Linked DNA regions of Homo sapiens: region 2 is linked to region 1. A link is an interaction called in ENCODE POLR2A ChIA-PET data of the cell type or tissue named here. Cell type or tissue: GM12878. All regions are shown on one strand. Links, peaks and the distances in the headings refer to the core of each region. The heading gives the core; the rest is flanking DNA.

The links. ChIA-PET counts read pairs that join two places held together with the same protein. Peaks named below come from ENCODE experiments on the same cell type or tissue, not always from the same donor. Only the 100,000 strongest peaks of a DNase experiment are listed, where the experiment ranks them.
Region 2: POLR2A ChIA-PET joins it to region 1 with 9 read pairs; 2 of 35 experiments call an interaction of 5 or more read pairs at or near these places.

Annotation. Positions count from the first base shown.
Region 1 is chr3:61,786,965-61,798,251 of GRCh38, forward strand. The region is part of intron 2 of PTPRG (protein tyrosine phosphatase receptor type G); the gene reads left to right. Among named protein-coding and RNA genes, the nearest start is that of PTPRG, 230 kb to the left of the region's middle. In GM12878, for the core only: no CTCF peak of the experiment used is centred there; no DNase peak of the experiment used is centred there; H3K27me3 peaks cover 166 bases.
Region 2 is chr3:61,541,155-61,552,441 of GRCh38, forward strand. No RefSeq gene overlaps it. Among named protein-coding and RNA genes, the nearest start is that of PTPRG, 15 kb to the right of the region's middle. In GM12878, for the core only: no CTCF peak of the experiment used is centred there; a DNase peak (open chromatin) is centred at 6,645.

The sequences.
Region 1 (11,287 bases), core at 1-8,000:
GCAAAACACAGTTTTGGTTTTTAACATATATCCTGAAAGGGGAAATAGTTGGTGATCTGGTATCCTTCTTTAAAAGCTCCTCATAACGTAGGCTAAAAGAATCGCTTATATTTTCCCCAAAGCTGAATCCTTTGTGTGCCAAAAAAAAAAGTTATTTAACCTAAGAAGCAAATATTAATATTTCGTTGAGTTGAAAGATGTGTCTGTTCTTCTCTCCGTCCTAACCCCAAATAAAGTGATTGATAAAGAAGGAATTATGGTGATGAATAATTCCTGATGGCCTTTTAATGTTCGTTTGTATTTCCTGTAAATGATTAAGGATAATTACTCTGGAAAGAATCCGGAAACAAGAGAAACTCCATAGCAGGAATTATTTAATTTATGCTGTTACTTCCTTTCCTGCCTTTTCCCTGAATGAATCTAAGGCAACTTTGGTAGCATCACATTGCCTCTGTTTGAAAAACTTTGCTATGCTTAGTTTTAGTGGATGGGTTATCTCATTGGCATCTGAAATGGTAAATATTCCGAGTGGTATCATTAGTTTCGCTTTTCAGTGATCTGTGAAGTAAAGAGCCCCTAAGTAATGCGGGACAGTACAGTTACTGAATCACCATAGTCCGCTTTATTAGGTCCTTCTGGGAAGCCCATAAATGCTTGATCACTGACCCCAGACCTTAATGTTCATTCCTTATTGGAAGCCTTTAATTTTGGTATGATGGACACAATTATATCACAGTGGTTCCTGTGGAGTTGTTAAAGTCAATCTGTTCTTAAAAACTTCTTAAAAGGCCGATTTATTGACTTGATGGGCTGTAAAACAGTTTCCGTTTATTACGGGAATTACCTTCTTAGGTAGACATTTGTGAACATGACGGCTTTAGTGATACCCCTCGTTACCCAGTGGAGTCCTGTTAAAATTCCTGAAATTAGGCCATTTATTCCCTCAAGGATATCGTCTCCAGTGGTGTCTTTTTTTCTTGAAGATGGCTCCCGCTATCTCAGACAAACTTGTGAGTTTGTCTGAGGAAAATAAAGGATTTGTAGCAGTATTCAAAATGTTCCCAGTTTGACAGTAGCTCCCAGTTAGAGAGGCTCCTGCTGCTTGTGTCTACCTGTCCTCAAAGGACACACGGCCAACTTCTTTCCTTTTCCCAGTTTAAAAGTGATTTACTCCCATGGTTGAGACTGGTTTTCAGCATCAACGTGTGCTGCATGGCGTCTTCTAAGTATCAAAGCAGAGATTCACTTTTCATTTCTGGGTATTTGGAAGATGATCAGGTGCCTAGGACTATTAGATGTATAATAAATATGTTTCACTTCTCAACCAGAGTACACAGGGTTACAGAGGGAACTAATTTTATTGAGTTATCAAAATATTAAAATTTGTGATTGGCAATGCGTGAACATTTTATTAACACATTACAAGATCTACTAGCACGTATAACAACTATCATAATATTAAAGTTGTCATGAATGCCTGTGACATTTTGAGATACCTGCAGCAACTGTAATGTGAGTGATTTCTCACAATGACAAATTCTCAAATATTGCTAATAGTACTGTGGATTTTCCTACATTGGTAAATTGAAGGAATTGCTAAATGCTGAATTCAGCAACCAGTTTGAGATTGTTGAAAATAAAGATTGTTTCTTTTTCAATGCAAGTTCACAGATCACTGGAGTTCTAGCTACAGTTTGTTCTAGACCAGAGGTTGCAGATATTTTTGTCCTATAAAGAGACACATGGTTAATATTTTTGGCTTTGTGAGTTGTATAGTTTTCGTTGTAGCTGTTCAGCTCTGCTACATGAAAGCAACCATAGACCATACCTTAACAAGTGGTCACTTTTGAGTACCAATAAAACTTTATTTAGAAATAACAGAGGGCTGGATTTGGTCCTAGTTTGCTGAACCCTTTTCTAGATGAAGGCTCCTCTTGCCAAGACTGGCTCCCTACCTTGGCTGACAAATTCTCACTTTGGGACTTAGTCATTGTTGCTGCTCTCTGTTATTTTGCATGTCTTTTCTCATGTTTAGGTGCTGTGTCTTAATACTTTTTTCTTACATTTAATTTAACAATCATTACTGAGCGCTGGTATGTCTAGTTTCTTTTCTCTTCTTTCCTCCTTTTCTTTTCTTTTTTTCTTTTTCTTTATTTGAAGGCTCTCACTCTGTCACCCACACTGGAATGCAGTAGCAGGATCTCAGCTCACTGTAGCCTTGATGTCTCGGGCTCAGGTGATCCTCCCATCTCAACCTCTTGAGTAGCAGGAACAATGAGTGCATGCCACAATGCCTGGCTCATTTTTTAAAATTTTTTGTAGAGACGGGGTCTCCCTGTGTTGCCCAGGCTGGTCTCAGACTCTTGGTCCTGATCTCAAGTGATCCTCCAGCCTCAGCCTCTCAAAGTGTTAGGATTACAGGCATGAGCTACTGTGCCTAGCCTCTAGTTTCTTATAATACAGAGATGATTAAGACATACTTCTTGCCCTTACAGAAATTCATACTAGTTGAATAGACCAACACACAGATGGGTAAGTGTAAATATAGTGTTATAATTGCTACAGTAGTGCAGCATAAAGTGTTGCTGGAACAATGAGGACAAAAATAACGTATTCCTCCCTCATGGGACTTTTCAGTACTTTGCATTCAGTACTTTATATGGATAGTGTTCCTTTCTTTCCATGACCTGATATATCTAAAGATCAATGTGTCTGTATTTAAGTAAGTATTTTATTTGAAAAGGATGAAGAGTTCTGAAACCCTAAGTGTTTGTATATGGTAATGGAAGTTTATTCACAGGTAATGATAACTTACTGCTTTGGAGGTACTTTGTTTCACGAGTTGATTGTTATTTGAGGCTTCTGTTGTAAGTGAGGTGAGATAAAAAATAATGCCTAAAACCTAGTCCTCTAATCTGGGGACAGTAAATTTTGTGCATGGAGTGAATTTCCATAACTGGCATATCCTGTCCTGGTTGAGATCTTGTGCATCACATGATTTAGTGCTTCATTTTCAGCAGCTGTTTCCTGGTACCATCAGGGTCGGCATGGCCGTGGGATTCAGCTGATGTGCTTATTCCAGTGGGTGGTTTCTCCCTGTGTTGCAGAGTTCACAGGCTGTACCTAGCTCAGTGGAGTAGACTGGTGTGATCACTTAGCCGTGTCTGTCATGGGCAGTGGAGTACAGAGGGTGGTTGCCCTCTCTCCATTTCACACTTGTACTGGAGGAACCCTGAGGCTAGATGGTTTTTCTGTTAATTTAGAAAATCTTTGTCCCCTAATGTTGCTGGACTTGCTGGGGTGGTGAACCATTCGAGTTGTTGCCTTCTCTTCTCCGTCTGTCCCTTCCTTAAGCACAGAGTACTTCGGGAACACCATCTTGTCTTCATCACTATCTTGGGCATCTATTTATTACAAACTTGGAATTGAACAAAAATGTTTTAGTCCAGTGGTTTGGATTAAAATCAAAGTTCATAACAAAACTCAGACCATGTTCTATTTTACTGAAAACATCAATAGTGAGTGTACTAGAGCTTTTGGAGTTAGAAAAAGAACCATGGAAAGCAGAGTTGCTGCTGATGTGTTTTGCTTCTTGGCTAAGTTTGTGTATAAGTTTATAGATGTATACTTTCCCTATGTATACACATGAGGAAGTACTAAAGCAGAACTTTATAGCTATTTACTTTACCCTTGGTTTCACAAATAGCTTCACTGAAACATTACAAGAGAAATTCTCAGTCTCAGAATCCCTTTCATTTCAGAAATTCTTTGACTTCTGTGATTTTTTTTTTTTTTTGGTTTGGTAATTTTTCCTGAAATTCAGTTATTCACTTTGTGATTTAATTATTTCATCTAGGAAAATATGTCGAATAAGTCATTCATCTCTGACATAGGTAGGTACAAGGATTGATTTGTTGATACTTTTTTGAATATCAATAAGATTAAAGTATATATAAAATCTGAGTTTTTGATCTGTTGTATGTTAGCAAGGATATTTGTAATTAAAATGAATTATCAGTCAGCACCTCCTTTTTCCTTTTACTGTGGTTAAGGTAAAGATGTCGGTTAACAGTTTAAAACAATAGTCTAATCAATGGTTGCCGTGTTGCTAAATTATTAATGAAACAGGGAAGAAGTATGGTATAATTTTTATTATTTGACTTGACTTCTGCACCTGTTTTTATGTATAATTGATCCTAAGCTATTAGAGCTGAAGCTTTGAGAATAGTTTTGAGAAGCAAGAAACTGTCCTTTCTTAGTGGGCTGGAAAAACAAAGTCAGCATTTATCTCAGGTATTTACAATGTATTGTTTCTTAGATTTGTCATTTAGGCTTACTCCCACAGAGTCTGGGAAATAAGTTTCTGTTGCAACGGTTTCTTGAGGCATGCTGTTCCAGCCTTTGAGTCAAACTTACCAAGTGACTTTAGGAACCAAAATGATTCTTTTACTTAGATAACCTGTTTGAGGCAAGAGTTGGGTACGTATTTGTAACTGTTTCAGATGCTGTATTTCTAATAAATTTATTTACTTACTTTTTTTGAGAGGGAGTCTTGCTCTGTTGCCCAGGCTGGAGTGCAGTGGTGCTATCTCGGGTAACTGCAACCTCTGCCTCCCAGGTTCAAGCGATTCTCCTGCCTCAGCCTCCTGAGTAGCTGGAATTACAGACATGTGCCACCACGCCTGGCTAATGTTTATATTTTCAGTAGAGATGGGGTTTCACCATGTTGGCCAGGCTGGTCTCAAACTCCTGACCTCAGGTGATCCGCCCATCTCGGCTTCCCAGAGTGCTGGGATTACAGGCATAAGCCATCAGGCCCGGCCTGTTTCTAATAAACTTATAATATTTATTCAATGACATCTATAAACTACAAGTGTCTGTGCTAGTTCGGATGTTGTTTAAGGTCCTTTCTTGCCTTCAGAGGTATCGTTTATTAGTGAATTTATTTTTATCTCACTTTTTAGATTTTGTTAATGATGTGCAGAGTTTTAAGAGAAATGGAAGGCAGAAAAGTACATGTTTAATGCATCTTCCTGTAGAATCTTTAGTTCTAGACACTGGAATGCCTCACTTGTTAGAGCTCCCCTTTTTGCTTGGGTTGCTGTGACCTCAGAGTGTAGGAGTTTTTAGGGGAGCACGGAAGATGAGAGATCTGTAATCTTGTAGTTGGTGTAGTGTCACCAAAGGGGACTCTGGCAGGCACATGACTTTATGTCTTTACTTCTTTCTTGAGGCGGGGAGTTGGGGGTGGGGGAAGGACCAGTTCTTATTCTGTCACCCAGGCTGAGTGCAGTGGTGCCATCACAACTCACTGCAGCCTTGACCTCCTGGGCTTAAGTGATCCTCCCACCTCAGCTCCACAGGCACCCACCCCCGTCACCCCTCCGTAGCTGGGACTGCAGGTGTGCGCCACCATGCCCAGCTAATATTTTTAAGTTTTTTGTAGAGATAGGGACTCACTATGTTGTCCAGGCTGGTGTCAAAACTCCTGGGCTCAAGCAGTTTTCCCTCCTTGGCCTCCTAAATGGCTTTACTTCTCCGTTGAGCCTACACTTAGTGGGCCCACGTTGGGCTATGCCACATTCTTCTCAGTTCTTGGCCCATTCCACCAATGAATTCAGGAATTTGGGTTCATATCTCAGGTGTGCTATGTCACATTTTTCTTAGTTCTGTTTCCCATGGAAAACATAACTTTTTTGTGGGTTTTCTTTCTTTCTTTCTTTCTTTCTTTCTTTCTTTCTTTCTTTCTTTCTTTCTTTCTTTCTTTCTTTCTTTCTTTCTTTGAGATGGAGTCTCGCTCGATTGCCAGGCTGGAGTGCAGTGGCGTGATCTCGGCTCACTGCAACCTCCGCCTCCTGGGTTCAAGCGATTCCCTTGCCTCAGCCTCCCAAGTAACTAGGACTACAGGCACGTGCCACCACGCCTGGCTAACTTTTTGTATTTCAGTGGAGTTGGGGTTTCACCATGTTGGCCAGGATGATCTTGATCTCCTGTCCTCATGATCTGGCCACTTCGGCCTTCCAAAGTGCTGGGATTACAGGCATGAGCCTGTAAATAGAAAGGCTTTGAGAGTGGCACAAGAAATATAAGATAGGAAATATAAACAAGTGGAGGAAAGGTCTCCAAGGTTCAGTGAATGATTGTGAATATTGGATGCATGTCAGGATTTGTCTCTTTATTGGTCCAGCCTGTCGCTTCCTGTCTGTCCCTGCTTCTCACAGTTCTACTATGGCTGTCTGTCACCGTGACCAGAATGGGAGTGGACCACTTACCCAGCCCAGTCTCTTTCACTTGAATGGATATGTCACCTGGGCTTGTGGTGTACCTAGCCAAAGTGGTGGTTTCAAGACTGGTTATGTGTCTCAAAGCAAGGCTAATGAGCATCTTTTCTGAGTTTGCTAGTCCCCTCCCAAACAGAATTTATCTTCTTTTGGATGTGTTTCTCATCCAAAGAAGAATATGCTGCATTTTTGGCTTTGTGATGGCAACTTCCTGGCCTAGAAGGTAGAAAGAGAACCAGAGCTATGATGATACCTGAACCAGCTGTATCTGGAGCTTTGTACCTTAAACTTTTTAATTATTTGAGTCAATTCCTTATTTTATTTATTTGACTTACATTTATGTTCTTTTCTATCAAAAAATAAGCAATACAATGGGGAAAGGGACACAAAAAGCTATTGATAAAAAAATAATAATAACAAGCTATTCTTACCAGCCAAGACCTTAACTTGCAAATTGGCAGAAGTCCAGTCCAGTACAGCTTTCTGGATGCTGTCTACTTGTTGTTGTTTTTTTTCTGGCCACTGTCTCCACCCCTTGCCAGTTTCCTTGAGCTAAAAGGACCAAAGTTAATTCCAAGTTTGGCTAGGTGGTGAAAATGACACTGTGAGAATCATCTGTTCTCTGTTTCTCCCTGCCATACAGAAATAAACATCTTTTTGATTATTAAATTAGAACTAGCCTGAAGTTCTTCCATGGCATGTTGAAGTTGTTTCCACCAAACACCTTGTTGGAGCAAAGTGATTTTGCTGTAGAGGAAGTGACATCCCTGGAAGTTAATGTCACAGATTTTGGAGTATCTGCTTAGTGTTGGAGAAAGGCGAACTTTTCTGTTTCGTTTGCCCAACTGCCTTGACTTGAGCACAGAAGGCCATTTTGCATGAATGCTTTTATCTAAATTCTGTCTTTCCCATTACTTTCCTTGTTTTCCACCCCCATCTCCATTTTACTTTAAAAAAAAATCAGAATAGAATTTGTATAATTATTATGGACTTGTGTGTGGGGGGTATCTTTTTCTTAAGGATGTGTTAGAATTACTATTATTTAAAAAATTCTTCTTGTCTTTATTTTTCTATTGCCATCTGTTCATTTAAATATTCTCAGATTGTTTATGGTTTTGGTTTTCCCTCCATATATTTTCTGGCATTTGGCTCTCCTTTTCTGACACAATAGGTCAGGCTTTCAAAAATCTGGTCCCTATGTAATTTGACTTTTTCAGTAGTCAACATACCGCCCATGCCTTCCGAAGTCTTTCATCTCTTAGGTCTTTGAGCAGATGTTAACTGTTTAAATATTTTGTTGTTTTGGTGTAAAGAAAATTGAAATATAAGACGTCAGTGATAGCATGCTTTGCTTACACCAGAGCAGATTGCTGCTTACAAGTTGAATATGCAAACATCTTTAAAACATGGAACATTCCCTTATGCATTTTAACCATAATCTACAGGTTGTGTATTCTGAAAAATGAGTAAATTCATCAGGTTATAATGAAGATTTTCGTTTGAAAGCTGGTGTTTTTATTCCCTGAATTGGTCTTCAACTTTGGGAACTTACCTGTGGATAGAGTCGGTCTCCCACCTGAGAATGAGAAAGGAATTTAGGTGTGTTTTATACTCTATAACTTCTGGTTCATATTATATTGATGATGGTATTTGGACTTATTTAGTCATAATATGAGTGGTTAAAATAAATGAATACTAAGTTGGTGGTGGTGTAGAGTCAACTAGGAAAGTGACCTCACTGTTACTAGTAGTAGCAACAGAAGCAGCAGTATCAATGATCAGCGTTCATTGCATACTTAATATATTCCTGACACAGTGTCAAGTGTCTCATTTAATCCTCCTGCCAGCCTTATCTGTTAATCCCTTTTAGTATCCCATTTTACAGATGAGGGAACTGAGGCTTAGAATAAGTAGCTTTTCTAAGGTCATACAACTAATAAGTAGTGGGGCTGGGATTTCAGTCATGGTGATCTGAGTCTATTGCTCATGTGCTTGACCACTGTATTGCATTTCTTCATTGTGGTATAGGGCTTAAGAGCACAGGCTGGTGAAGGTCAAGAAGTAGTAACCTCACTAAATCTTACTTTTTTAATCTGTAAAAAGTAGGCGGGAATAGGCCGGGCATGATGGCTCACACCTATAATCCCAGCACTTTGGGAGGCTGAGGCGGGCGGATCATCTGAGGTCAGTTCAAGACCAGCCTGACAAACATGGTGAAACCCCATCTCTACTAAAAATACAAAAATTAGCCGGGCATGGTGGTAGGTACCTGTAATCCCAGCTATTGAGGAGGCCGAGACAGGAGAATCACTTGAATCTGGGAAGCAGAGGTTGCAGTGAGCCGAGATCGTGCCACTGCACTCCAGCCTGGGTGACAGAGCAAGACTCCGTCTCAAAAAAAAAAAAAAAAAAAAAAAAAAAAGTGGGAATAGTATCTACCTTCACAGTGTTGAGAGATTAAATGAGAAAATATAGATGCCTGGTTGGCATAAGTGCTTAGTATATACCGGCTATTTTTATTATTTTTAAGGCTATTGATTACTAGTACTTTAGAACTTTGTATATACTGTGTCTCCCCACCCCCATTACAAAGTGGCCTTTGCATAGTAAAAGTTCGTATGGCTTTGAGTGTAATCATATCTTTGGGTGGATAGTGCATCACTACCTTTGCCTTACATGATATATTAAATAATTGAACAGCAGCAGATACCTCTTTAACTTTATTCAGATTTTGTCCTTGGCCTGTTCCCCACCAGCCAAAGCAGGGAGAAATTTGTAGCTCAGGCCCTCAAGTTGAAAGTGGGCATTAATATTAGCAAATTCCCTTTAATAATCATCCCATTAAATTTGATGACCAGAGGGGACGTCCTCATAGCTTATAACAGAAAATAGTGTCTCTAGGAGTCAAGGGAGCTTTTCCCAAATGTTATCTATTGAGCAAGATTAAAGAGACAGATCACCCAGGAGGCTGATGGTAGGTGGTGTTAATCCATTAGTCCACACGCAGATAACTCGTTAGGTTTCCTGAGCATCCCCCTTAATCTTGGCTGCAGAGATAGAAAAGGAGATTGTAGAAACTTGCCCTGCAGCAAAGATTATTGATATGTTTTCCTCTTACATGACTCAAAACCAAAAAGGAATGTAATAAATAACGGCTGTGACTCCTGGAGTGATTAAAGAGCACTCAGGAGCCAGGAGAGCTGATAGCTGCCAGCTCCAGAGCCTGAGTGGGCAGAACTTGGTTCCTTGAGACAGCAGCTGCCTAGGAAGGACAAAGTCTGCATGACGCTCTGTGGTGCTTTGTGTGCAAGTTGACCATTGTGGCAAGGTCATAGGATAGCATGGTGGGGAGGGGGTTGCCCCTTTGTGTTTGTTGCCCGCACCTTTGCCCTTGTGTGCAGGATTCTCTCTGCTTCCTTTTGTGGATGAATCCTTCTGACTTTTTAGGTCATAGATTTTGTGTTGATTCTTAAGTGTGGCCTCTACAGAGGTCGTTTGCCCCTTAATATGTTTATATTGTTGCTGTTAACTTTATTGTTTTTGTCTGTCTTACCAGACACAAGGCAAGATTTTGTTTCTCTCTTCACTCTCTTTTCTGGCTTAACCCAAGACCTGGTGGTGGCACATACTAACCACTCCAAAATTTTTAGAGGCTGAATGCCAGCTGTTGGCTTAATCCATATGTTTTCATGAAACCATTGTGTTCATCTGTTTTCTCCCGGGTGAAGGGTTAGTTGTTGGATTCAGCTTTATATATTTGGAAATAAGAAATCAAGTGAGGGACTGTAGGAAAACGTAGAGCAGCTCCTGGTTTTGCGAGGTTGTTAGAGGCCAGCCGGCACAGAAATGTTCGTATTCTTCCCAGGAGCTAAGATATTCATCATGAGCTCTTTGAGCCAGGTTTCCATCATCTGTGAAATACAGAAATGATGCTTACTGTGTTCTAGCTCCCCTTAAGGATTAAACCATTTAACAGATCTCACTGATGCAGAAATTTCTTCTTCACATTTTAATATCTCTGAAATCGGAATATACTTTTCATTGAATAATGTTTGAAAATTGTTGGATTTTTTTCCCCCATATTTGAACATCACTGAGATTGGGCTGAGTCTTAAAATCATTGGTGTCTGACTTCATGAAATAAGGTAATTATGGGAGCCGCATTGGTCTTAGGTGTATACTAAATGTTAGTAACCTTTTTCCGTAATAACTAAGAAAAAAATGTTGATACAAACATCACTATGTGAAAGGAAGGCTCACAGGTGTGAGAAGAACAGGGAGGCTGGGTTCTTTCAGGTTTGGTGTTGTCACTAGCCTGGAGTCATTTATCTCCACACCCCCCCCCACCCCCCCACCTCCCGCCTTCCTTTGTAAATCAAGATTTTTGGTTTTTCAGGTATGAAACTAGGTTTTCCATCTAGTGCCACTGATTACCAGTAGCTCATGAGAGCTCTGTGCTTGAGTAGAGTTGTAAAGCCAAGTCCTGAGTTTGTATGCTGGTGTTAGATCATGCTGACTGCCCGGAGTGTGGTGTGGAGAAGGAGACTTGACAGTGCCCTCAGTTTCCCCTCCTGGGTTACCTGATCCTCAACTCTAATTTTTAATGTCAAAAAGAAGGAAAGATGAAGGAGGGACGAAAAGAGTGGGAGAGAAGGAGAAAAAAATGAAAAAAACAAGAAGGATGAGGATGAAATTTTTAAAAAACCAGGTCAATGGACTATTCTTCCCAGCATAAAATTAAAGAAGGCAGAGAGATACTTGAGTCTGCCTGCTGAATCCAAGCATGTAGTAATACTGTTGAGACAGTTATGGTTGAATAATTTTTTCTTCATTCTTAAAATGCTCGTCTGCATTTTAATACAGACAATTGCATAAATTATCTCTTATAGGAATAAACTCTCTTTCCACAAAGATTAACCCTGCCCAGTATCATGGGGAGCTTTTAAAGAGTTTATTAGCTGTGATATAGGAAATAAACACTTCAGATGATTGTGGAAAGAAAATAG
Region 2 (11,287 bases), core at 1,831-9,830, 240 kb before region 1:
AGTGAGATCTCGTCTCAAAAAAAAAAAAAGAAAAAAAAATGCCTACCTTTACCCCATCCCATGCCAGGTGTTCATTAAACACTGCCCTATCATTGCCTGATGTGAATAGCATAGAGAGGCTAGTTGGATGCGGAGTTTCTCTAAGATCTTCACCCTTTGAGGCTAGATCATTTCCAAGAGGTTTGTTTGGCTTTCTAGCAGACTCTTTGTTAAAAAGGACAGATCAAGAGTTTGTTTGTTTGTTGTTTGAGATGGAGTCTCGCTCTTGTTGCCCAGGCTGGAGTGCAATGGCGCGATCTTGGCTCACTGCAACCTCCGCCTCCCGGGTTCAAGCAATTCTCCTGCCTCAGTCTCTCTAGTAACTGGGATTACAGGCGCCCGCCACCACACCTGGCTAATTTTTGTATTTTTGTAGAAACAGGGTTTCACTATGTTGGCCCGGCTGGTCTCAAACTTCTGACCTCAAGTGAAACACCCGCCTCAGCCTCCCAAATTGCTGAGATTACAGGCATGAGCCACTGTGCCCAGCCAGATCAAAGCATTTAAATAAGTATTCTGAGGCCAGCATCAATACTCCTCTACATGGTGCCAGACTTTTTGGTTGGCAAAGCAGAATTTGAGGTGATTCATGACGTGCTGTCTCCTCACCTCTTGTCCTCATTTCCTCTGATCCCTTTCCCCCCCACTTTGCTTCTCCTGATGCTCTGGATTAATTGTCTTTATGTCATAAATCACAGCCAGCACCGCGTGTTTCTATGACTATGTTGAAATAAAATCCCTCTTTTCTCACCATCTGCCTAGCTTACCCTCATGTCTGAATCTCAGCAGGTTCTTGATGCCCTGACTTTCAGTGCTCAGAACAAACGCCAAGAGTTCATCTATTGTGAAGCTGAGAAAAGAAACTCTCCTGTTAACATAACTTATGAACTACAAGTTCAGATCCTCTATTTTTAGCCATATGGAATAATTTGGAAGGCTATAAATCACATAACTGTGTAAACCAAACCAAAACTACCTCCTTTTCACATTAAAAAGAATGTTATATTTATTCTGTTTTCTAAAATTGACAGACAAAACAGTTTGCTGTGGCTTCTTGACTTCACAGATGTGCCTTCCGGGTGCTTTCAGCATTGGTCTGAGTGTTAACAGTTCACAGTGGAAACTGATTAACACCATTAATAGTTTTCCAGTTCAACAGCCCTGTCCTATCTGAATTACTTTTAATATTTGTTTCTTCCATGTGCTCCTCATTCAGGCACCTGACTCCCTCTCAATTTCAAGTTCCCATTGTGTCTTTTGAGGGATCAAATAAATTAAAAGACTTTTTATTTGTTTTCCTGTAGAAATGTCTTTATGCTAAGTGACTGAAAATGTGTTTTCTATTCAAATTAGGGAAGGAAAAAAGATACAGCCTCTCCATATCAGTATTTTTAAAGTGAGCCATGTATTAACTGATTCAATAAGCCATTATTGGGTGTTTCGTTTGTTAAAAAAGCCATGCTGAGTGTCAGGGAAGGAACCAACAGAGATGAAAGTAATGAGAATATAAAATCTTTGTCTCTAAAGACCTGAGAACCTAGAAAGAGAGACAAATCTACATATATGAGCACCTATAATGTAAGCACATGTGAAAAATGTCTAGCTGGGCACTGTGGCTCATGCCTGTAATACCAGCACTTGACAGATCGCTTGAGCCCAGGAGTTTGCAACCACCCCTGGCAACATAGTGAGACCCCATCTCTACAAAATGTACAAAAATTAGCCGGGTGTGGTGGGATGCACCTGTGGTCCCAGCTACTCGAGAGGCTGAGGTGGGAGGATCGCTTGAGCCTCAGAGGTTAAGACTGCAGTGAGCCATGGTTGCACCACTGCACTCCAACCTGGGCAGCAGAGCGAGACCCTGTCTCAAAAAACAAACAAAACAAAACAAAACAATACAAAACAAAACAGCGATGTTGCTCAAAGCCTTCCCAGGTCCAATTGTCCTTGTACACTCTGTTCACAATGCAAACACTATCCATTGTGTTATCATTGGTTGCCTACTGTCTGTCTCCTTGGGAGGGCTATAAGAACTCTGAGGTCAGAAACCTTATCTCACATCTCTATGGTCTAAGCAGAGCCTGGTATTTGAAGGTGTTTATGAATAAATGACAGGAAGGGAGGGAGGAGAAAGAGAGAAAGAGAGGCTAACTTGGGAGTGAGCTGACCTTAGAGCTGCGAAATAGGTGGGGCCTGGTGGCTCACACCTGTAATCTCAGCATTTTGGGAGGCCTAGGCGGGAGGATTGCCTGAGGCCAGGAGCTTGAGACCAGGCTGGGCATAAAGTGAGACCCTTATCTCTACAAAAAAATAAGAAGAAGAAGAAGAAAAAAATGGTGCCTGTGCTCCAGGCATTCAGATCCTGTTGAGGGAGGTGAAATATAAGTCTCCAAACCTGGTAAGACTTCTGTTGAGTAAAAATGAAGTAGAAGACATTCAGGCTCAAGAGAAGCTACAAGGAGCAGAGTGGAGGCCGGTGTGGCAGGACTAATCTGAGAAGTAATTCGTGTATTTGCAGCTCCTACCAAGTCCAGGATAGAAACACTAAGAAATTTTGAGAGAGAGTTTAAGAAGCAGAAACACTCTGCAGTAGAAATGCCAGTGACTAAGCTGGTAAAAGTCCTGGTGGCAAAGCCATCTTCTCTTGTTCACTAACCCAACGTATTTAATTGTATGTACTGAGCCCTAATTCTGTGGAGGCTCTGTTCCAGGTTCTGAGGACCAGAAGAATGAGGATATATGAACTTCCTGCCTGTATGAGGCGCCTACTCCCATGGGCAAAGGCAATAATTAAGGAAACCAGGAAGATGATCCACACACAGGATGGGATAATTGACTGGGAAGCGAAGAACAGGGTGCTGTGATAGAAAGTGACCAGTTGGGCCGGGCGCGGTGGCTCACACCTGTGATTCCAGCACTTTGGAAGGCTGAGGTGGGTGGATCACTTGAGGTCAGGAGTTAAAGACCAGACTGGCCGATGTGGTGAAAGCCCGTCTCTACTAAAAGTACAAAAATTAGCCAGGCCTGGTGAGGTGTGCCTGTAATCCCAGCTACTCGGGAGGCTAAGGCAGGAGAATCGCTTGATCCCAGGAGGTGGAGGTTGCAGCGAGCGGAGATCGCGCCACTGCATTCCAGCCTGGGTGACAGAGCGAGACACCGCCTCAAAAGAAAAAAAAAAAGACTCAGTCTCAAAAAAAAAAAAAGTGACCAGTTGGGGCCGGGTGTGGTGGCTCACCTCTGTAATCCCAGTACTTTGGGAGGCCAAGGCTGGCGGATTACTTGAAGTCAGGAGTTTGAGAGCAGCGTGGCCAAAAGGGTGAAACCCTTGTCTCTACTAAGAATACAAAAAAATTAGCCAGGTATGGTGGTGGGTGCCTGTAATCCCAGCTACTTGGGAGGCTGAGGCAGGAGAACCGCTTGAACCCAGGAGTGGAGGTTGCAGTGAGCCGATATCATGCCACTGCACTCCAGCCTGGGCGACAGAGACTCCATTTCAAAAGAAAAGAAAAATGAGAAAAGCTGGGCACAGTGACCCCCTGTAATTCCAGCACTTTGGGAGGCAGGCAGATCACCTGCGGTCAAGCGTTTGAGACCAGCCTGGCCAACATGGCAAAACACTGTCTCTACTAAAAAATACAAAAATTAGCCGGGCATGGTGGCTCACGCCTGTAATCCCAGGTACTCAGGGGGCTGAGGCAGAGAATCACTTGAACCTGGGAGGCGGAGGTTGCAGTGAGCAGAGACCACGCCACTGCACTACAGTTTGGGCGACAAAGTGAGACCACATCTCAACAAATAAATTGATTAATTTTTTTAAAATGACGAGTTGGATAGAGTGGTCAGGGACAGCCTCTGTGAAGCCGAGCTGAGAAATGAGGAAAATGGCACAGCCAAACATTGAGGAAAATAACTCCAGCTAAAATAGTGGTCGCAGCTGGGAATTTGGCATGTAGAAGATATTTGGGGTTGTCACATCTTAGGGGAGGGGCTGCTACTGGCATCTAGTGGGTAGAGGCCAGTGATGCTGCTCAACATATTACAGTGCACAGGCCAGCCCCTCCACAACAAAGAATTATCTGGTCCCAAATGTCAATAGTGCCAAGGGTAAGAAACCCTGAGCAAGGGAAATGGACAACTGCAGAGACCCTGAAATGGGAGTTATGATAGCTGTTAAGTCTGAAAAACTGGAGGCAGGCTGATGTGGAGGGAACATTCTGAGGTCTGGGAGGAGTAGAAGGTGATGAGGGCGTTAGAGGTGCCGACCGAATCACTTGGGACCATGTTGGCTGTGGCAATGAGCCCACCTAATTGTGTTACTTTAGAGCAATTAAACTGGCTCCTATAGCTGCTACAATTTATAATTTTTAGGTGGATAAGGTATTTCCTTTAAAGACTTTAAAATAAACAAATCAGTTTATGGTCGCTATTCCCAGCTCTCTCTGCAATTCCAGTAGCAGACCAAAAAATGATTTCAGAACAATTTTCTTCTGAGAGCTTGAAGAAAAGAACTTCTAAACAATTGCCCCATTCATCCTATGGATCAACAAAAATTCCTGCAGTCAAGAGGGACCCAGGAAATGGAATCTTATTTAACCTTGTTTAATCCAATTCTCCAGCCTTCTGTCATACATCTTTATGGCTCTTTCGCCCACCCAAATTGCTAATGTGGAAAGAAAGACACCTTCATTACTAAGAACTCAGACATGATGGATGATGATGTAATGATTGATTTGCCATTGTTGGAAAATGGAGCTGTACATGTTAAAACCTCAGTAGAGAGAAGCAAGATTGAATGGAAACGTGGCTATTAATGTGATTGTGGAGAAATATGAAATAATGTAGCTTCAGAGGCTTCTGATGTACATACAAATGTATAGTTTTATAAACATACCAGTAAATATTTAGTTCTCTATCATGCATGGTACTCTTGTGCATCTACTATGTAGAAGGAAATGTGTATGGTATTGGAAGCTAAAAAGAAAAATAAGGCAGAATCCTCCATTTCAAAGAGTTTGTAGTTTATAGGTAAGATATCACATAGTCAACACAGTATAATATAATCCAGAATTAAAGAAATACAAAGTGGAAGCCAGAGACATCTATAGTTTCTGCCTGTCTAGTATGTCTTCTCTTTCTTGTAGTAGCAGCAACTTGATTTTTTCTTTGGGGAACCACTCTCCTTCATTCTCAGTCCAGGTGGACTGGATCAGTTTGACCCTCACTTATCCTCATGCCACCAGGACTGGGCACATATCCAGGCCCAGCCAACCAACTTATTCCATTCCTCTGGCCACAGGCTGGTGTATTCCAGGATTCCAGGGACACATGACCCATGTTGATCCAACAAGAGTCAGCCCCATCAAAGAGAAAGAAGGCCTATCTGAGAATAAATCTAGCCTAGAGTAAGAGAGACAAGAATTGCAGAGAGGATAACTCTTGCTGACATTGTTTAAGCTCCTGGATTTAACCATTCCTGAAGGCAGTGTCCTATTGAAAAAAAATTATTTTTAAGTTTACATACAGTAAAACTGACATTTCTTGGTGCACAGTTCCATGAGTTGTAGTACATACATATATTTGATTATAGTGGTGTACCTACCACTATAATTAAAATAAAGAACAACTCTATCACCTCAAAAATCTCCCTCCTATCAGGGGCAGTTGCTCACTCCTGTAATCCCAGTGCTTTGGGAGGTCTAGATGGGAGGATTGCTTGAGCCCAGGATTTCGAGACCAGCCTAGGCAACATAGTGAGACTTTTGTCCTCTACACACACACACACACACACACCACATACCACACAGAAGTCAGGCATGGTGTTGCACGCCTTTAATCCTAGCTACTTGGGAGACTGAGGCAGGATGATTGCTTGAGCCCCCGAACTTGGGGTTGCAGTGAGTTATGATCATGCCACTGCACTCCAGCCTAGGTGACAGAGCAAGATTCTGTCTCTTAAAAAACAAAAACAAAAAAACGCCCTTCTTCATGATGACTCTTTATGATCAAACCCTTTCTATACCCCTAACCACTAGCAACTACTGATCTGTTCTCTATCTCTATAGTTTTATCTTTTCCAGAATGTTACACAAATGGAAGCATATGAATGTAATTTTTTGAGACTGGCTTCTTTCACTTGGGATAATACCTTTGAAATTCATCCAAGTGTTGCATGTATGAGTCATTTATACCTTTTTTTTTTTTTTTGTACCTTTTTACTGAGACAAGGTCTCACTCTGTCACCCAGGCTGGAGTGACAGAATGAGACCTCCTGAGCCTGGGAGGTCAAGGCTGCATGGGAGGTCATGGCTCACTGCAGCCTTGACCTCCCTGGCTCAGGTGATCTTCCCATGTCAGCCTCCTGAGTAGCTGGGGCTACAGGTGCCCACCACAATGCCTGGATAATTTTTGTATTTTTTGTAGTCAGGGTATCACAATGTTGAACAGGCTGGTCTTGAACTTCTGGGCTCAAGCAATCCACTCACCTTGGCCTCCCAAAGTGCTAGGATTACAGGCATGAGCCACCGCACCCGTCCCATTTGTACCTTTGCATTGTTGATTAATAGTCCATTGTTTAAATGTACCACAGTCTATCCATTCTCTCTTTGAAGGGCATTTGGGTTGTTTCCAGTTTGGGGTGATTACAAAGAGAGCTGCTATAAATATTTGCATAGGGTTTTGTGTGAACATAGATTTTCATTTCTCTTGGGTAAATACCTAAAAACGGGATTGCTCAGTCATATGGTAAGTATATGTTTGACTTTATAGGAGCCTGCCAAAATGTTTACTAGAATGGCTACACCATATTATATTCCCACCGCAATTAATAAGATTTCCCTTTGTTGTGCATTCCAGCCAAAACTTGGTATTGCCATTCTTTTCTTAGGTATTGCCATTCTTTTCTTAATCTATTTTAATGGGTGTGTAATGATATCATACTGATTTTAACTTGCATTTCCATAATGGATTATGATATTGAGCAACTTTTTATGTGCATGTTTGTCATCCATATATTTTCTTTGGTAAAGTATCTGTTCCTATATTTTGCCCATTTTTGCTTGTTTCCTTACTGTGGATTTTTGAGAGTTCTTTATTATTATTTTTAGAGATGGGGTCTCACTCTGTCACCCAGGCTGGAGTGTCGTGAGTGATCACAGCTCACCACATCCTCGAACTACTGAGCTCGAGTGATCCTCTCACCTCTGCCTCCTGAGTAGCTAGGACTATAGCCACATGCCACCATGCCTGGCTAACTTTTCTTACTTTTTGTTTTGTAGAGACAAGGTCTTGCTATGTTGACCAGGCTGTTTCTGAACTCCTGGCTTCAAGCAATCCTCCTGCCTTGGCCTCACAAAATGATACAATTACAAATGTGAGCCACTGTGCATGGCCAATTTTTTTCTTTTTCCTTTTTTTTTTTTTTTTTTTAACCTTCCAGCCAATTATTTTTTATTCCAACAGTTTTTGAGGTACAGGTGTTTTTTTGTTACAAGGATGAGGTTTTTTTTTTTTTTTTTTTTTGAGACAGAGCCTCATTCTGTCGCCCAGGCTGGAGTGCAGTGGCACGATCTCAGCTCACTGCAACCTCCGCCTCCCAGGTTCAAGCAATTCTCTGCCTCAGCCTCCTGAGTAGCTGGGATTACAGGCGCCGCCACCACGCCCAGCTAATTTTTTTTGTATTTTTAGTAGAGACGGGGTTTCACCATCTTGACCAGGACGGTCTCAAACTCCTGACTTTGTGATCCACCCACCTCGGCCTCCCGAAGTGCTGGGATTATAGGCGTGAGCCACCGTGCCCGGCCTAGGATGAGTTCTTTAATGGTGAATTCTGAGATTTCAGTGCAGCTATCACCCGAGCAGTGTACACTGCACCCCATATATTTTCTTTTATCCCTCACCTAACCCCTAACCTCCCTCTGAGTCCCCACAGTCCATTATATTGCTTTGTATGTTTGTATGTCCTCATAGCTTAGCTCCTACTTATAAGTGAGAACATACGGTATTTGGTTTTCCATTTCTGAGATACTTCACTTGGAATAATGGCCTCCAGTTCCATCCAAGTTGCTGCAAAAGACGTTATTTCATTCATTTTTATGGCTGGGTAATATTCCATGGTGTATATATACCATATGTTCTTTATCTACGTCTTGGTCAGTGGGCACTTAGGTTGGCTCCATATCCTTGCAACTGCAAACAAATTGTGCTGCTACAAACATGCGTGTGCATGTGTCTTTTTCATATACTGACTTCTCTTCCTTTGGGTAGATACCCAGTAATGGGATTGCTGGATCAAATGATAGATTTACCTTTGTTTTTTTTTGTTTTGTTTTGTTTTTGTTTTTGTTTTTGTTTTTGTTTTTTGAGACGGAGTCTCGCTCTGTTGCCCAGGCTGGAGTGCAGTGGCGCATCTCGGCTCACTGCTAGCTCCACCTCCTGGGTTCATGCCATTCTCCTGCCTCAGCCTCTCGAGTAGCTGGGACTACGGGCACCTGCCACCACACCCGGCTAATTTTTTGTATTTTTAGTAGAGATGGGGTTTCACCATGTTAGCCAGGATGGTCTCGATCTCCTGACTTCGTGATCTGCCCGCCTCGGCCTCCCAAAGTGCTGGGATTACAGGTGTGAGCCACCACGCCCGGCCTACCTTTAGTTTTTAAAGGAATCTCTGTACTGTTTTCCATAGTGGTTGTACTAATTTACATTCCCACCAGCCGTGTAAATGTGTTCCTTTTTCACCATATCCATGCCACCATTTATGGTTTTTTGACTTTAATTATGGCTATTCTTGGCCGGGCGCTGTGTCTCACGCCTGTAATCCTAGCACTTTGGGAGGCCAAGGTGGGCGGGTTGCCTGAGCTCAGGAGTTTGAGACCAGCCTGGCCAACATGGTGAAACCCCATCTCTACTAAAAATACAAAAAATTATCCGGACATGGGGGCGTGTGCCTGTAGTCCCAGCTACTCGGGAGGCTGAGATAGGAGAATTGCTTGAACCTGGGGGGCAGAGGTTGCAGTGAGCTGAGATGGCGCCACTGCACTGCACTCCAGCCTGGGCGACAGAGTGAGACTCCAAAAATAATAATAATAAAATTTAAAAAAAATTAGCAATTATGGCCATTCTTGCAAGAGTAAGGTGGTATCTCATTGTGGTTTTACCCTGATGATTAGTTAAGCATTTTTTCACATGTTTCTTGGCTGTTTGTATATCTTCTGAGAAATATCTTTTCCTGTCCTTTGCCCACTTTTTCATGGGATTATTTGTTTTTTTCTTGCTGATTTGTTTAGGTTCCTTGTAGATTCTGGACACTAGTCCTTTGTCAGAAGCATAGTTTGCAAATATTTTCTTCCACTCTATGGGTTGTCTGTTTACTCTGCTGATTCTTTCTTTTGTTGTACAGAAGCTTTTTCGTTAGTTTAATTAGGTCTCATTCATTTATTTTTGGTTGCATTGCATTTGTTTGTTTTTTTGTTTTGTTTTGTTTGAGATGGAGTCTTGCTTTGTCACCCAGGCTGGAATGCAATGGTGCGATCTTGGCTCACTGCAACCTCTGCCTTCCGGGTTCAAGCGATTCTCCTGCCTCAGCCTCCTGAGTAGCTGGGATTACAGACGTGCGTCACCATGCCCAGCTAATTTTTGTACTTTTAGTAGAGACGGGGTTTCACCATGTTGGCTAGGCTGGTCTTGAACTCCTGACCTCGTATTCCACCTGCCTCGGCCTCCCAAAGTGTTAGGATTACAGGCGTGAGCCACCATGCCTGGCCTGTTTTTTGGGTTCTTAGTCATAAAGTCTTTGCCTAAGTCAATGTCCAGAAGAGTTTCTCCAATGTTATATTCTAGAATTTTTATGGTTTCAGGTCTTAGATTCAAGTCTTTAATCCATCTTAAGTTGATTTTTGTATAAGGTGAGAGATGGTGATCCAGTTTCATTCTTTTACACGTGGCTTGCCAGTTTTCATAGTACCATTTATTGAATAGGGTGTCCTTTCACCAATTTATGTTTTTGTATGCTTTGTGGAAGATCAGTTGGCTGTAAGTATTTGGCTTTATTTCTGCATTCCCTATTCTGTTCCATTAGTGTAAGTGCCTATTTTTATACCAGTACCATGCTGTTTTGGTAACTATAGCCTTGTAGCATAATTTGAAGTCCAGTAATGTAATACCTCCAGATTTGTTCTTTTTGCTTAGTATTGCTTTGGCTATGTGGGCTCTTTTTTGATTTCGTATTAATTTTAGGATTTTTTTCTAGTTCTGTGAAAAATGATGATGGTATTTTGATGGGAATTGCATTGAATCTGTAGACTGCTTTGAGCAGTATGGTCATTTTCACAATATTGATTCTTCCCATCCATGAGCATGGACTCTATTTCCATTTGTTTGTGTCATCTGTGATTTCTTTCAGCAGTGTTTTGTAGTTTCCCTTGTAGAGAACTTTCACCTCCTTGGTTAAATATATTCCTAGGTATTTTATTTTTACTTTTTTGCAGCTGTTGTAAAAAGGATTGAGTTCTTAATTTGATTCTCAACTTGGTCATTGTTGGTGTGTAGCAGTGCTACTGATTTGTGTGCATCGATTTTGTAATCTGAGGCTTGACTTTAGGAACCTTTTGGATGAGTCCTTAGAGTTTTCTACGTATATGATCATATCATCAGTGAACAGTGACAGTTTGACTTCCTCTTTTCCAATTTGGATTCCCTTTCTTTCTTTCTTTTGCCTGATTGCTCTGGCTAAGACTTCCAGTACTATGTTGAATAGAAGTGGTGAAAGTCGACATCCTTGTCTTGTCCCAGTTCTCAGGGGGAATGCTTTCAACTTTTCCCCATTCAGTATGTTGCCTATGGGTTTGTCAAATATGGCTTTTATTACTTTGAGGTAAGTCCCTTTTATGTCTATTTTGTTGAGGGTTTTTATCATAAAGGGATGCTGGATTTTATCAAATGCTTTTCCTGTTGTCTATTGAGATGATCATATGGTTTTTGTTTTTAATTCTGTTTATGTGATATATCACATTTGTTGATTTGCGTATATTAAACAACCCCTGCATCTCTGGGATGAAACCTGCTCAATCATAATGTATTATTTTTCGGATTTGCTGTTGGATTCAGTTAGCTAGAATTTTCTTGAGGATTTTTGCATCTATGTTCATCAGGGATATGGGTTTTCTTTTCTTTTTTTTTTTTAATGTCCTTTCCTCATCTTGGTATTAGGGTGATGAGTGGCTCCATAGAATGATTTAGGGAGAATTCCCTCTTT